2 separate regions of the Homo sapiens genome follow, and region 2 is linked to region 1. Evidence: chromatin contacts called from ENCODE Hi-C or POLR2A ChIA-PET data. All regions are on one chromosome and are shown on one strand. Each heading gives the region's core, a stretch centred on a gene start or an enhancer-like site at or near the end of the contact. The rest is flanking DNA. Distances are from core to core; before and after follow the strand shown.

Evidence for each region. Hi-C counts contacts between places; a loop is a spot of excess contacts on that map. ChIA-PET counts read pairs that join two places held with the same protein, here RNA polymerase II (POLR2A). Pooled maps may share reads with other maps.
Region 2: a map of PC-9 shows a loop between it and region 1 (2.5-fold over the local background). The contact joins two enhancer-like sites. A Hi-C loop is called at or near these places in 3 of 168 maps with a recorded cell type or tissue (Caco-2, PC-9 and heart left ventricle) and 3 of 50 pooled maps. POLR2A ChIA-PET finds 5 or more read pairs at or near these places in 4 of 52 experiments (A673, BJ, PC-9 and 1 more).

What each region holds. Positions count from the first base shown.
Region 1 is chr13:31,927,057-31,934,500 of GRCh38, reverse strand. It overlaps the pseudogene EEF1DP3. Among named protein-coding and RNA genes, the nearest start is that of FRY-AS1, 100 kb to the left of the region's middle. Within about 2 kb of position 3,385, at least 2 of the 41 ENCODE cell types and tissues checked have a DNase peak (open chromatin) inside an H3K27ac peak, as active enhancers do.
Region 2 is chr13:31,996,858-32,004,301 of GRCh38, reverse strand. No RefSeq gene overlaps it. Among named protein-coding and RNA genes, the nearest start is that of FRY-AS1, 31 kb to the left of the region's middle. Within about 2 kb of position 2,846, at least 3 of the 41 ENCODE cell types and tissues checked have a DNase peak (open chromatin) inside an H3K27ac peak, as active enhancers do.

The DNA of each region.
Region 1 (7,444 bases), core at 2,136-4,635:
GATTTGTCTCAACCTCTAATTTTTAAGAGAAACTTGTAACCTGGATTTTTATGTTGAAATATCTTGATTTGTAAATGTTGGCTTTAGGTTTTTAAAAACACTATGTAGGCCAAAGAAACCAAAATTACATACTAGTTGAAGCCTCTGACTTAACCCACTTCCTGAGGCCACATAGTCAGACTTTCACAAAACTTCTGCAGTGCCTTAAACCAATTACCCGCACCCCCCAACACCACCCCGAGATGGAGTCTCACTCTGTCATCCAGGCTGGAGTGCAGTGGCATGATCTCAACTCACTGCAACCTCCCTCCTGAGTTCAAGCGATTCTCCTGCCTCAGCCTCCCGAGTAGCTGGGATTACAGGTGCAAACCGCCACACCCGGTTAATTTTTGTATTTTTAGTAAGATGGGGTTTCACCACGTTGGCCAGGCTGGTCTCAAACTCCTTGCCTCGGTTGATCTGCCCGCCTTGGCCTCCCAAAGTGCTGGGATTACAGGCATGAGCCACCACTCTCAGCCAACCCATCATCTTCAAATAGCAGATTTGTGAACATCCAAGTCTCAGAGGTGTACCCAGGTGAGAAACATCTATAAAATTCTGCAAACAACTGTCCTGTCTTGGAGACTGACCATGCGAGGAAGCATGTCGAAGGCTCTTGAATTTTGCAGCAAAGAAGCAACCCTGTTTACCTTTGTTTGTTCAACCATCATTTTCCAAACTTAGTTGAATATAGAACTTTCTTTCCCCTTTTGTCTACATAATAACTATTAGTATTCTTTAGCCTTCATGTTCTGCAGAACACACTTTGGGAAGTTCTACTTTAACACAAAACTGTTTCCCTAATGGCCATGTGAGCCTTGTGGTAGGCCATGAGAGGAGAAACTAGAACAAGCTTTATGATGCGCCTTAAATTCCTGCACATCACGCTCCGTGGGCCCCCTTTCCCTGCACATAGAATAGGTCTTCATGCTACGTAACCAACGCATATGGACCACTTTTATATGCTAAAGAAGGTGGGCTAATCTCAAATAACTTATATGAGACTCAGGAGTCTGATATAAGCTAAATGAATTGTCTTTATAATTGCAATTTATACAGGCAAATAAAGAAATAAATTTTCACTCTTCTGGCATATGCCAACTGTTGGAAGAGGGCAAATGAAGTCAAAATATAGTTTACATTTTTCTACAGGTTGTCCTCAAACTAGACAGAAAACAACCAAAAGTTAACAATGTTCTCACTAAATCAGTAATTACTGTGTTCTACACAAACCTGTATTTTTCGGGTTGTTGAACAAGTTTCTCCACAAAGGATCAACTATCACACCACCTTGATGAAATGCTATCCTATTAGGGAGGTCAGTTTTTTCCATGATTGCTTATGGTTTTATTTTGGTCTTTATGAAGATGAGGTTTGACTAGCAATTTGATAAAACTATTTTTGTGGCTTTCCATTTTCCACAATAATTCCTCTAAAATTCTCAAAAGAATACCTCAGCTTAAGCTTCCATGTCTTTGCTTTCATCCGACCTTTATTTTCTACCTAGTAGTTATTGGAAAGGCCAGGTATTTAACTGTGGTTTATCTAAACTCCCTTTTCTAAGTCAAGATATAGTTCTTAAGAAGTTTATGGTAACACGACACTTAAAAGTTCTGTTAAATTTAAGAACTTTGGAAAAACTAGCATGGAATTCTCCATGTAATTCATACTTGAAACAAAAATATAATATTTACCAACTGTGACAAATGTTTCTTCTTCTGCCATTCCAGGATAGGAATCATAACAAAATTATTTAAATCACTTAATAAGGGAGTTCCATGTATTATTTGGAGGGTAACACACATACACACACATACACACACATCACACTATACAGATATACATATGAAGCTTCTTTTCTCTAGAAAATATCTACAATATGCTGGGAGTGGTGGCTCATGCCTGTAATCCCAACACTTTCGGAGGCCAAGATGGGAGAATAGAATAGCTTGAGTCCAGGAGTTTGAGACCAGCCTGGACAAGATGGTAAGACCCCGTTTCTACAAATAAAAAATCAGCCAGGCATCGCAGTGCATGCCTGTGGTTCCAGCTGCCCAGGAGGCTGAGGTAGGAGGATCCGTTGAGCACCACTGGTCGAGGCTTCAGTGAGCTATGATCGCGCCACTGTACTCCAGCCTGGGCAACAGAGTGAGACCCTGTCTCAAAATAAATACATAAATTGGAAAATCTCTACAATTTAACTTCTACTTTAAAATATCAAAAAGACTTTAGTGAATGCCCAGCTCTAAAAAGAAGCAATATACTGTACAGTTTCGTACTTCCTAGGGGGAAGAAAACAGCTGGGCAAACACACTAACAACGCTGTTAGAGTTGTGGGGCAGGGGTATATTAAAGTGACTTCATTAGATACCAGAAGATACAAGGGGCGCTGACTTCTTGTGAACATTCTTTCTTTCCTCAGACCAAACAAGTCAGTCATCTGAATCTTTTTTTTTTCATATCCTGTAGCTGTCAAACACTCTTCCTTGACATGAATCCAAAGCTGTAATTTTCTACATGAACCACTCGTTTTTCGGAGGAGGTGTGTGATTTTTGGTTTATGTTTTGTCTACATTCCTTGCAAACGCCCCTTCTGATGCAATGTTTCACAAAATACTTATTATACTGATCCCTAGTGGAGGAGGGAACAGTACACACACACACACACATAAACACACATACATACACGTGTGTGTATATCTATATCTATATCCATGTCTAAGCAGCTTTGGATTTTTAAACAGGTATTGTTAATTGATGGATAAATTTAATCAACCTCTGGGTCTCCATTCACAAGTACTGGCTGTGAGTTCCTCAAATATATATATAATTCTCAAATCTACTTTACTGCCTCAAATTTGGGCTCCTACATCCAACTCCCTGACATTTCCATCTGGATACTCAGGATCATCCAAAACTCAACATAACCAGGATTGAAATCATCATGATCTCTAAACTGCTCCCTGTCCTGCATTTTCGTGGCCAAACAAGTTTCTAACTTGGGAAATCCTTCTAAATTTCTCCCTCTCATCACCACTATACGCAATTACTGCTAACTAGGTGCTGCCAATTTTACCTCCTAGAATTCAGGACTTCCTCTATTCCTACCACCCTTGTCCTAATGCAGGTCTCCAATAACCTTGCCAGGATTCTGCAACAGCTTCCTCTCTGCCTCTAGTGCTCTCCCTCCCAAATATATCCTAAATTTGGTGCCAAATGGCTCCATCTAAAAGGCAAGTGGTGAGTTCATGCTCCAGTTTAAATTGTTTCTAAGGCTCCCTATGGGCTACAGGTACAAATGCAATGTTAGCTCTATTTCCATATCTTGGTATGACTAAGCATTTCCTCTGTGACTGCCAGTTTACCTTTTTACAGTCATCTCTGTTCAGCAACTCAATTGCATGCAGTTAATACCCAAACACTGCCCACCCCCAGTTGTTTCTCAGTCTGTGCCTGAGTTCACGTTGCCACCTCCTCCTGGAATCCTTTGCTAACACTCTGCTCACTCCTTAATTCCCTTCCCTCACTTTCTGCACTGCATAATCCCCTCCCAATTTCTCAAGCTCCATTAAGAAACCATTTTGGCTCTCTGCAGCTGAGTCCGTTGCCATTCTGTGCTCCTACCTCACTCTATACAACTATCTGCCACTATTTTTTAATTATCTGCTTCCATGTCAGTCTCCCTTGCTGGGATGTAACTCTTTTCTTCTTCATCTTTGTATATGTAGTGCCTGGCATACAATAAATGCTCAGTAAATGTCTGTTAGACTGTGGAACTGGAGCCACATCCTCCTGAGTTGCTGGGGCTGCCTATGCCTTGCCAGGTGCATGTGCATTCTTGCAGAAGGCACCCAGGGCTAAGAGTAAGCTGGATACAAGGAGAATTGTGTCTTCTGACCCCTCGCAAGCTCTAAAAACAATCTGGGACTTTAGAAGTTATATTTTCATGCACTTAACCAAACACAAATACCTAACTAGTTGATATCAGCAGAAGAAAGGAAGTTTAGAGAAAGAAAAATAGTAAGAGTTCAGGACCAAATGAAATATTCAGGTAAAAGGCTGATATGGAAAGATAAGGCTGGAATACTTGACCCTAACCTTGTAAGGCTGATTTTCATGATGCACAAATGGCTTGTGACTCTCAACAACTGCTTTGGTTATCTTTCAAAATGAGAGAGTGCAAAAACAAAATAATGAAGAAGTAATTGTTCTTCTTGTTAATTATACAAAAAAGGGGAAGAAAGGGAAGCAGATTCCAGTACCATTTCATTCAACTGACATTTCTAGAGTCTAGATGATAAAAATAGATTTGGACAATGACAACAGGCCCATTCCAAGGCAAAAGGCAGGATTGAGGAAGGGACAGGCTTTAATTACAGCAAGAGGAAGAGGGCAAGCAGGCAGGTGGAATTGTGGGAGCCAAGGCTCTACTGTGTGCCACAGTGAATTGTGCCTCCCTGTGAACCCCATTTCCCTTCTATGAGCGCTTGCCCCTAACACACAACCAGGGCACATGGAAGTACAAGCAGGATATCCACTAAGGCTGGGCAGTTGCTACTGGGCTCTTTCATGTATCAGAAATATAACTCCAAGGTTGGGAGGTAGGAATAAAAAACTGGGCAGAGTTTCTGAGCTCTAGGAATTTATAATTGAATGAACAAAGGACAATAATGCTATCTGGCCAAATTAATTGTCTGGCTACCATAAAGAACAGACAGAGAATACCTTGACTAAGAAATGGGTGGGGGATGGAAAGGAAGAGAGATGAAATTTCTACCATGTGTTTCATGAATAGTTTAAATAGAGAAATGAATATAAGTAAAAAATTAGTGAACATAATTTGTGCCAACAAGTGATTCCTTGTTTGTACTGAATTTCGTAAATGCAGCTGACTGTACTGTCTGCTCTCAAGTTCAAAGGGTTATTTATGTGCCATTCTGCAGGCAGGATAAAATGCAATACTTTAGAAGCCAAATTAAGAACATTTACTTAAGATTATGTACTACTTATATAGCTTCTAAAACGCTACAAAATTTAAAAGCTATAGAAAATTAAAATAAAGCTATAAAATGTACATCAGTTTTCAGGAGGAAAAGAGTAGAAATGAATATACCCAGACTTTGTAAGATAAATTGCTGGGTGCCGATGTGTTTTAGCATCATTTTTGTCTAATCAGTAACAAATCAATTTATGGTATGACTAGAAGGAAGAACTGAAAAGCAGCTGCATTTTTACATGGGAGTCAGCCCTGTGAGGAAGAAACAGCCCAGGGAGTCCCTATTGCTGGAATCCCACAATAGGTTAGTCAGATGCCTCAGAGTTGTTTTTAAGATTAAATAAGATATCCTGCAGAAAGTGCAGCTCAAATTGCCTTGGGACTTAATACTTGTTAAGTAAAAGCAATTTCTTATTCCCTACCCTTTTACTTTCTAATAGTAAATCAAACTACACAGAATAGCCCTGGAACAAAAAATTCACTATGTATGGTGAGTCAAGGAATGGCTACTTTTTAAAGGTCTTATAGAGTTGTTATTTGGCCTCTCAAAGAATGTCTATGTAATACTGTGATAAAAATGAAAATTAATAAGAGATAATAAGCTGCAAAGCGTATTTTAATCTTCTGGGAAACAGCTGGCATCACACTGCATGAAAGTAAACAAGGCATTATCTTAAACCTTAAAACATTTACCGTCTAGTATTAAATTGCTTTTGTCTATCAGGCAGAGGAAAGAATATATACCTTGAAATCAGAAGATCTGGGTTTAATTCCAGATTCTGACATTTATTAGCTGTGTAATCTAGGGTAAGTTACTTAACCTCTCTGAGCTTCTTTGTTTTCATCTTTAAAGTAAGAGTGATAACATTGGCCATGCGCGGTGGCTCATGCCTGTAATCCCAGCACTTTGGGAGGCCGAGGCAGGCGGATCACGAGGTCAGGAGATCGAGACCATCCTGGCTAACACAGTGAAACCCCGTCTCTACTAAAAGTACAAAAAAAATTAGCCGGGTGTGGTGGCGGGTGCCTGTAGTCCCAGCTGCTCAGGAGGCTGAGGCGGGAGAATGGCATGAAGCCGGGAGGCAGAGCTTGCAGTGAGCCGAGATCGCGCCACTGCACTCTGTCCTGGGCGAAAGAGCGAGACTCCAACTCAAAAAAAAAAAAAAAAAAAAAAAAAAAAAAAAAAAAAAGAGTGATAACATCAACTATACAGGAAGCGGTTAGGGAGGAGTAAACAAAATAATTCTTGTGAAAGTCCCTGGGCACAGGGCTTCACACAGAGCTGGCCCTTAATAATCATTGGTTCACTCTGAATTTTTGTGAGCTGCATGGAATTTTACTGGTAACTCCAGGTGATAAGAGTAAACACTTATTTTCATGCAATGCATAAAAATAGAAGTAAAAACATATCTTGAGCATTATTCTATACAAAATGTAGACAGCCCAGACAAAACAGACACTTAAAAAAGGGGTAAAATTATTCCCATTATCAAACATTCCTCATTGTACAGAAAGATGTTTCACCACAAGGTTCCCTTGGGTTTCGGGCTCTTGCACTGTGTGTCTATGTGTGTGTGTGTGCACATGCACGTATGCATACATTTGTATGTACATGTGTACACATTCACATCCATCTTTTCATACCTTCTTGATGTAGCAGATCACCAATAAGTGGTGTTAAATTAAACTTTTTATTTAACCATCACAACCCTTAATAAGTAGAAAGGAAGAAAAACCTCATTTTTGAATCCATGTCTACATTACTCCTTTGTTCACTGCCCGCCCACTTCACCTTTTCACTAATTCAAGCCAGGGCAAGAAAGGAGAAACGCAGGTCACGCTCTTGCAGGCAGGCTGTGCTGCACTCACTCCATTTATTCTTCTCCTCTCCCTGCTCCCACTGCTCAGCTTATTGGCCTTGCTCCGAGAACTCTAATTCAAGGAGGTGGCAATCCTTCCCCTAAGTGGCTCTGGGGTGAAAATGCAATCAGGTCATGATGGAACAATGGCATGTGGGTTGGAGGGGCGTGGTTCTCACTGGAAGCACGAGTGGGAAAAATGAGGTCCTCTCCCTGGGAACTCTGGCTTAGAGCTGGGCAGCTGAAGTAAGGTGCTGCCCCTTTAAGACAGATGCCCTGAACCCTACCTGAATCAATAGAAGGCTTATTTATTCACCTTGTGTCAACACAAAGTAACCTCTGTTCCAGAGAAATATAAAAAAATAATAATCTGCTCTAAAAGCACTTAGCTGGTTACTTTATGTCCTAGCCACTCCAGGAGTTTCCCAGACTATAACGGCATTCCCACTAGAAATGGTCTCCTTTTACTTCATTCTTGTGTTTTTTTTGGTTAAGAAGCCAGCAGGAGCGGTGTAGTGAAAAAGGAGGGCCAGGAAAATTGTCTGGTCTT
Region 2 (7,444 bases), core at 1,597-4,096, 70 kb before region 1:
GAAGGTTCATCTCGTACAAGTGAAGGGCCAATGACTACCCTTTCAGAGTGCTAGCCTGTGACATGCTCCCATCATACCGTCAAAGGCACATGGGGGCTCCAGGCACAAACTCAGGTGAGCACACGCTTCCTGAGAGGTATAGTAGTGAGAGGCACCAGAGTACAGGGCCTGGAGCCTGGACCCCAGGTGGGAATCCTGCTAGGCTACAGCCTTGCCATGTGACTGGGAAGGTTACTGCACCCTCTGAGCCTCAACTTTCTCTTTTTTTTACTTTTATTTTAGGTTCGGGGGTACACGTGGAGGTTTGTTATACAGGTAAACTCATGTCACGAGGGTTTGTTGTACGGATTATTTCATCACCCAGGAATTAAGCCCAGTACCCAGTAGTTATATTTTCTGCTCCTCTCCCTCCTCCCACCCTCTGCCGTCAAGTAGACACCAGTGTCTGTAGTTTCCTTCTTTGTGTTCATAAATTCTCATCATTAGCTCCTGCTTATAAGTAAGAAAATACAGTATTTGGTTTTCTGTTCCTGCGTTAGTTTGCTGAGAATAAGAGCCTCCAGCTCCATCCATGTTCCCATGAAAGACATGATCTCAGTTTTTTTATGGCTGCACAGTATTCCATGGAGTATATGAAATACTATGCATTTTCTTTTATCTTCATCATTTTCTTGTCTTTTCATCTTTATCATTCTCTTTATCCCATCTGTCATTGATGGGCATTTAGGTTGATTCCATGTCTTTGCTATGTGAATAGTGCTGCAGTGAACATGCGTGTGCATGTGTCCTTATGGCAGAATGATTTATATTCCTCTGGGTATATACCCAGTCATGGGATTGTTGGGTTGAATGGTAGTTCTGCTTTTAGCTCTTTGAGGATTGCCATACTGCTTTCCAGGGGCTCACCTTTCTATAAAGTGGGGTATAGCAATAATATCTATGTCAGTGGGTCAATGTCGTGGTTATAAAGCACACAGTAAAAACTCAAAAATGCCAAAGATTACTGTTATACCTTTGCAAGTACCAGAAAGCTCTTTCATTACCAAATTTATTTCTAATATAAAAAATAAAATGACTCAGGCCTGTCATGGCTGAGCAGAAACAAGGATTTCTGGGGAAATGGTCTGATTATAAATTAGATTAAGAAGGGACAGGTGCATGCACAGATGATGGGGTTTTACACTACTTTATGCATTTACGTTCTGGACACAGGCCGAGAGTTACTGGCAAAGGGAAATCAGTGTTTGCTCAAGGAACAAGTCTCTACCATAGAGCAAGCCAGCAGAGAGAAAGGCCTGGGGTCTGAGGGGTAGTCACAGATCCTGGCTTCTCTTGCATCACTGAGGCATGCCTGCAACGGACATCTTCCTCAGCCCTTGACACATTGATTTAGTGAATGCATTAGATACTTGGGCAGATTTAAACAAACAAAAAAAATTTTCTGCTATTTCTTCATATTCTAATGCCCTTTTTGAGATCCCAGCTTCTGAGAATAACTCTCAAGACCAACTTTCTCATAAACCGTGGTTAAAAAAAATCATTTCACTTATAATTTACCTTTTGCATTTTTTGTGTGTTCTTAAAAAAAATCTGAAACATCCCATCTAACATTACGTTGTTGAAACTTTGGTGATTTCTGTATAGAGATTATATGAGTTAAAAAATAAACTTTTAAAGTTTAAAAAAGTTTAAATAAAAATAAACTTTTAAACTTGTGTAGTCCATATTTTCTTCAGTGGCATTGGTTATAAGGCTATTGGCAGTTACTTCTACAGAATTTAGGTAATTAGAGTCTAGTGCTAAAAAAGTACACATGTGGCCGGGCCCAGTGGCTCACACCTGTAATCCCAGCACTTTGGGAAATCGAGGTGGGCAGATCACTTGAGGTCAGGAGTTCAAGACCAGCCTGACCAACATGGTGAAACCCCATCTCTACTAAAAATACAAAAATGAGCCAGGTGTGGTGGTGGGCGCCTGTAATCCCAGCTACTTAGGAGGCTGAGGCATGAGAATCACTTGAACCTGGGAGGCGGAGGTTGCAGTGAGCCGAGATTGCACCATTGCACTCCAGCCTGGGCGACAGAGTAAGACTCTGTCTCAAAAAAGAAAAAAAAAAAAGCACACATGAACATGTATTCCCTCACATTGGAGCTCACTTCACCACCACAGATAATAAGCATAAATTTAGAGTTGTCTCTTTTAAGTCTGTGTCCTACATCCTGCAGGAGAGCTCTCTATGGCAAGGGTTGTCTTTTGCAAGTCATTTATATTCTAGTAGCACCAGCGGTAGTTCTGCACTCAAACCTCCTGCAGTGGCTCTTCCCCCTCATGCCAAGTTCATGACTGTATCTAGAGTTCATGTGTTTGCCCCAGTGAGGAACACTAGCCATGGTCCAGGTCCTGAGAGCCAAGCCTCACAGAATCCTTGGCAACAAAGAATTCCACCACTACCCCTTGGACCCTAAAAGTGGCTGTGATGTCAATGTCAGCATTTTGGTTTTCTCTTTGGCTCATGCCATCCACCCCAGTTCTCGAGGGCACCAAAATACACTGCTGAGGCTGGCAGGGCAAGCAAGCACTTCACTTCCCAGCCAGAACAACCAGGCCATGGGAGGTGACAAAACCATCACAGGCCCCTGTCACCACCACCTGCCTACACTGATGATAAGCCCCTTCCAAAGCTAATCGGTTGCTCACTCTTTTGGAAGAGTTGAATTCCTCCAGATTGCTCCAGGCTTGCAAATCTCCCAGGGGTTGTACAATGCACAGGTCTCAAGTCCCAAGCAGCTCCCAGCCTCAGGGAGCTTTATTTTCTCTCCAGCTGGGTAGGTGACACCTAGTGGTAGCAATTAATAAAACTCCCCAAAGGAGAGGATGTTTGAGGTCACTGACCAGTGGTGGAGGTGAATTTCAAACTCCAGTTCTATGAATCTGTGCTCATTCCAGCCCTTCACTCTGTCTATAAGAGATATGATCCCTAAAGGGCTTTATATTTGCAATGCATTTTCTTATACATGATATTCTAGGCATCTAACAATAATCCTAAGAGGTGACAGTTATTACACAATAACATTATTGTGTAATATTGTGTAATAACATATTATGAAAAAATCTCCTTGATTCTTTCACTTTCTCTCTTTTTTTTTTTTGAGACCCTGTCTCTTCTTTTTTTTTTTTTTTTATTGATCATTCTTGGGTGTTTCTCGCAGAGGGGGATTTGGCAGGGTCATAGGACAATAGTGGAGGGAAGGTCAGCAGATTAACAAGTGAACAAAGGTCTCTGGTTTTCCTAGGCAGAGGACCCTGCGGCCTTCCGCAGTGTTTGTGTCCCTGGGTACTTGAGATTAGGGAGTGGTGATGACTCTTAACGAGCATGCTGCCTTCAAGCATCTGTTTAACAAAGCACATCTTGCACCGCCCTTAATCCGTTTAACCCTGAGTGGACACAGCACATGTTTCAGAGAGCACAGGGTTGGGGGTAAGGCCACAGATCAACAGGATCCCAAGGCAGAAGAATTTTTCTTAGTACAGAACAAAACGAAAAGTTTCCCATGTCTACTTCTTTCTACACAGACAGGGCAACCATCCGATTTCTCAATCTTTTCCCCACCTTTCCCCCCTTTCTATTCCACAAAACCGCCATTGCCATCCTGGCCCGTTCTCAATGAGCTGTTGGGTACACCTCCCAGACGGGGTGGTGGCCGGGCAGAGGGGCTCCTCACTTCCCAGAAGGGGTGGCCGGGCAGAGGCGCCCCTCACCTCCCGGACGGGGCGGCTGGCCGGGCGGGAGGCTGACCCCCCCACCTCCCTCCCGGACCGGGCGGCTGGCCGGGCGGGGGGCTGACCCCCCCACCTCCCTCCCGGACCGGGCGGCTGGCCGGGCGGGGGGCTGACCCCCCCACCTCCCTCCCGGACGGGGTGGCTGCTGGGCGGAGACGCTCCTCACTTCCCAGACGGGGTGGCTGCCGGGCGGAGAGGCTCCTCACTTCCCAGTAGGGGCGGCCGGGCAGAGGCGCCCCTCGCCTCCCGGATGGGGCGGCTGGCCGGGCGGGGGGCTGACCCCCCCACCTCCCTCCCGAACGGGGTGGCTGCCGGGCGGAGGGGCTCCTCACTTCTCAGACGGGGCGGTTGCCAGGCAGAGGGTCTCCTCACTTCTCAGACGGGGCGGCCGGGCAGAGACGCTCTTCACCTCCCAGATGGGGTCGAGGCCGGGCAGAGGCGCTCCTCACATCCCAGACGGGGCGGCGGGGCAGAGGCGCTCCCCACATCTCAGACGATGATGGGCGGCCGGGCAGAGACGCTCCTCACTTCCTAGATGTGATGGCGGCCGGGAAGAGGCGCTCCTCACTTCCTAGATGGGATGGCGGCCGTGCAGAGATGCTCCTCACTTCCCAGACGGGGTGGCGGCTGGGCAGAGGCTGCAATCTCGGCACTTTGGGAGGCCGAGGCAGGCGGCTGGGAGGTGGAGGTTGTAGCGAGCCGAGATCACGCCACTGCACTCCAGCCTGGGCACCATTGAGCACTGAGTGAACCAGACTCCGTCTGCAATCCCAGCACCTCGGGAGGCCGAGGCTGGCGGATCACTTGTGGTTAGGAGCTGGAGACCAGCCCGGCCAACACAGCGAAACCCCATCTCCACCAAAAAAATACGAAAACCAGTCAGGCGTGGCGGCACGCGCCTGTAATCGCAGGCACTCAGCAGGCTGAGGCAGGAGAATCAGGCAGGGAGGTTGCAGTGAGCCGAGATGGCAGCAGTACAGTCCAGCTTCGGCTCGGCATCAGAGGGAGACTGGGGAGAGGGAGACTGGAGAGGGAGAGGGAGACGGGAGAGGGGGAGGGGGAGGAGGAGGGGGAGGGGGAGGGGGAGAGGGAGAGGGAGAGGGACTTTCTCTTGATAAGAAATGATGCAGTAGGCAGAAATTATAAAGCTGCTCCCCAAACATGTCCTGCTCTAATCCCTGGAATATGATGAAATATCATCCCAGGATCATTTTAGACAGCAGAAATGATCTTAAAATACGGAGAGTGTCCAGGTGGGTGTCATCTAATCACATAAGCCCTTAAAGGTAGAGAGCTTTCTCTGGTTGGTGGCAGAAGAAGGAAACAGAGGGACCTGAAGCATTAGGGTCACTGCTGGCTTAAAGGTGGAGGGGCCACATGGAAGAAAGGCAGGCAGCCCCAGGAGCTGTCCTATGACTGAATATTTGTGTCCCTCCTCTCCTAATTTATATGTTGAAACCCTAACCTCCAATGTGATGATATTGTCAGATGGAGCCTTTGGGAGGCAATTAGGGTAGGATGAGGTCATGAGTTTGGGATACTGGTTTGGTGGGATTAGTTCCCTTAGAAGAGATACCAGACAGCTCTCTTGCTCCCCCAACCCCTCCAATGTGAGGACACAGCCAGAAGGCATCTATAAGCCAGAAGAGCATCCTCATGATAATGTGACCATGCAGGCACCTTGATCATAGACTTCCAGTCTCCAGAACTGTGAAAAAATAAATGCCTGTTGTTTAAACCAGCCTGTGGTATTTTGTTATGGCACTTGAGCACACTAAGACAAGCTGACAGCCAACAAAGAAAGAGGGACCTCAGTCCCACAACTGTAAGGATATGGATTCCTCCAACACCCTGAAAGAGTCTGGAAATGGATTCTTCCCCGTAGCCTCCAGGTAAAAGCCCATCTGGATCAAAACCTTCATTTTGGCCTTGTGGGACCTTGAGCAGAGGATCAAGTTTTAACCCATGCCTGGGTTCCTGATCCAAAGAAAACTGAGATAACAAGTGGATGTTGTTTTAAGTGGCTAAATTAGTGGTGATTTGTCACCAATAATAGAAAACGAAAGCCCCAGAATCAGGACTCCATCCTTTCAAACACACGCGCATACGCGCACGCACACACACACAGGCACACACCCCATCCTATCCTGGTACTAAAGGGCTACTCTGAGCTAGTTATCACATTTCCCTCCTTTCTGGTTATTCCAGTGGCCACTCACCTACTTCCTGCTCTCATTATCTTTATCTGCATTCTTATCTGGCTTCCCTCCTTCAGTCTCCCCACCCTTTTCTCTAATCCTAGGCAATGCTGCCAGATTCCATTTCTTAACATAGTTCCAAACACCATTCTCTGGAACAGTGCTGCTAAGAATAAAGTTTTCACCAGTCCAGGGTATTAAGAAAAATAAAATAAAATAAGGAAAATGCTGTGAGTTTATATAAATATTATATTTATATATAAATATATATATGTAAAGCTAAATATTTTACATTTGAAGAACTTTTTTTCTAACTTTCCATGGTAAGATGATCTTTTTCTATGAAATGACAATTATGGTTGTAGTAGGCTGCAGCACAAATGGTCACAAATTTGTTCCTGTTTGTGTGTCCCTTTGCAATGTGACGTAGTAGCTCCTTTTGTCAAGAGGAGGAATCTATTTATTTACCTATTGAATCTAGGCTAGCCTGTGTTACTTGCTTTGACAATGCAACATTAGCAAAGGTGAGGTAAGGACTTGAAAAGGGCTTGTGCCCTGAAATTTTCTCTCTTGCCACTGGGAACCCTTGACCATTATGTGAACAAGCCCTGGTTGGCCTCTTGAGATCAGAGACCCTCTGAAGAGAGGCCCCAGCCAACCTGGCTGCCCAAACTGAGGGTCCAAATGTGTGAGTGAGAGTATCTGAACTGTCAGGCTCCAGGTGAGCAGGCCCAGACAGAAGGGCCCACAGGAGGTGGTGCTGCTTTAGGGGTGGTCCCTTACGTAGCAAACTGATACAACATTAGAAGTTGATATGCAGTAAGGTTGTTTTTTTTTTTAATGTTCTTACTTAGAAAACTAAAAAGTGAATAAATTCTTTGTCCATCCTTATACTTTTCTAAACATTTAACTGCTCCAGGATTTTTTTCTTTTTCTTTTTTTTTTTTTTTTTTTTTTGAGATGGAGTCTCACTCTGTCTCCCAGGCTGAAGTGCAGTGGCACGATCTCGGCTCACTGCAACCTCTGTCTCCTGGGTTCAAGTGATTCTCCTGCCTCAGCCTCCTGAGTAGCTGCGATTACAGGTGCGCGCCACCATGCCCGCCTAATTTTTTTATTTTTAGTACAGACGGAGTTTCACCAAGTTGGTTAGGGTGGTCTCGACCTCCTGACCTCATGATCCGCCCACCTTGGCCTCCCAAAGTGCTGGGATTACAGGCGTGAGCCATCACACCCAGCCTTCTTTTTTTTTAAATCCTGGAACTATTGCCTCATGTCTGTCTCACTCCAAAGGCTCTGAAAACTGCTCCACAGAGGAAGATCTGCAGGCCTACTTATAAAGAGACTTTTCTGCTTGATAAACAATAGCTGACCATGGAAGGAAAGCAGAGAAGGATCAGAGCGGATAAAGCTGAGTCTAGGTAGGGGGAAGTCATGGTTGAGGGCAGGAGGGTCCAGGTGAAAAGATC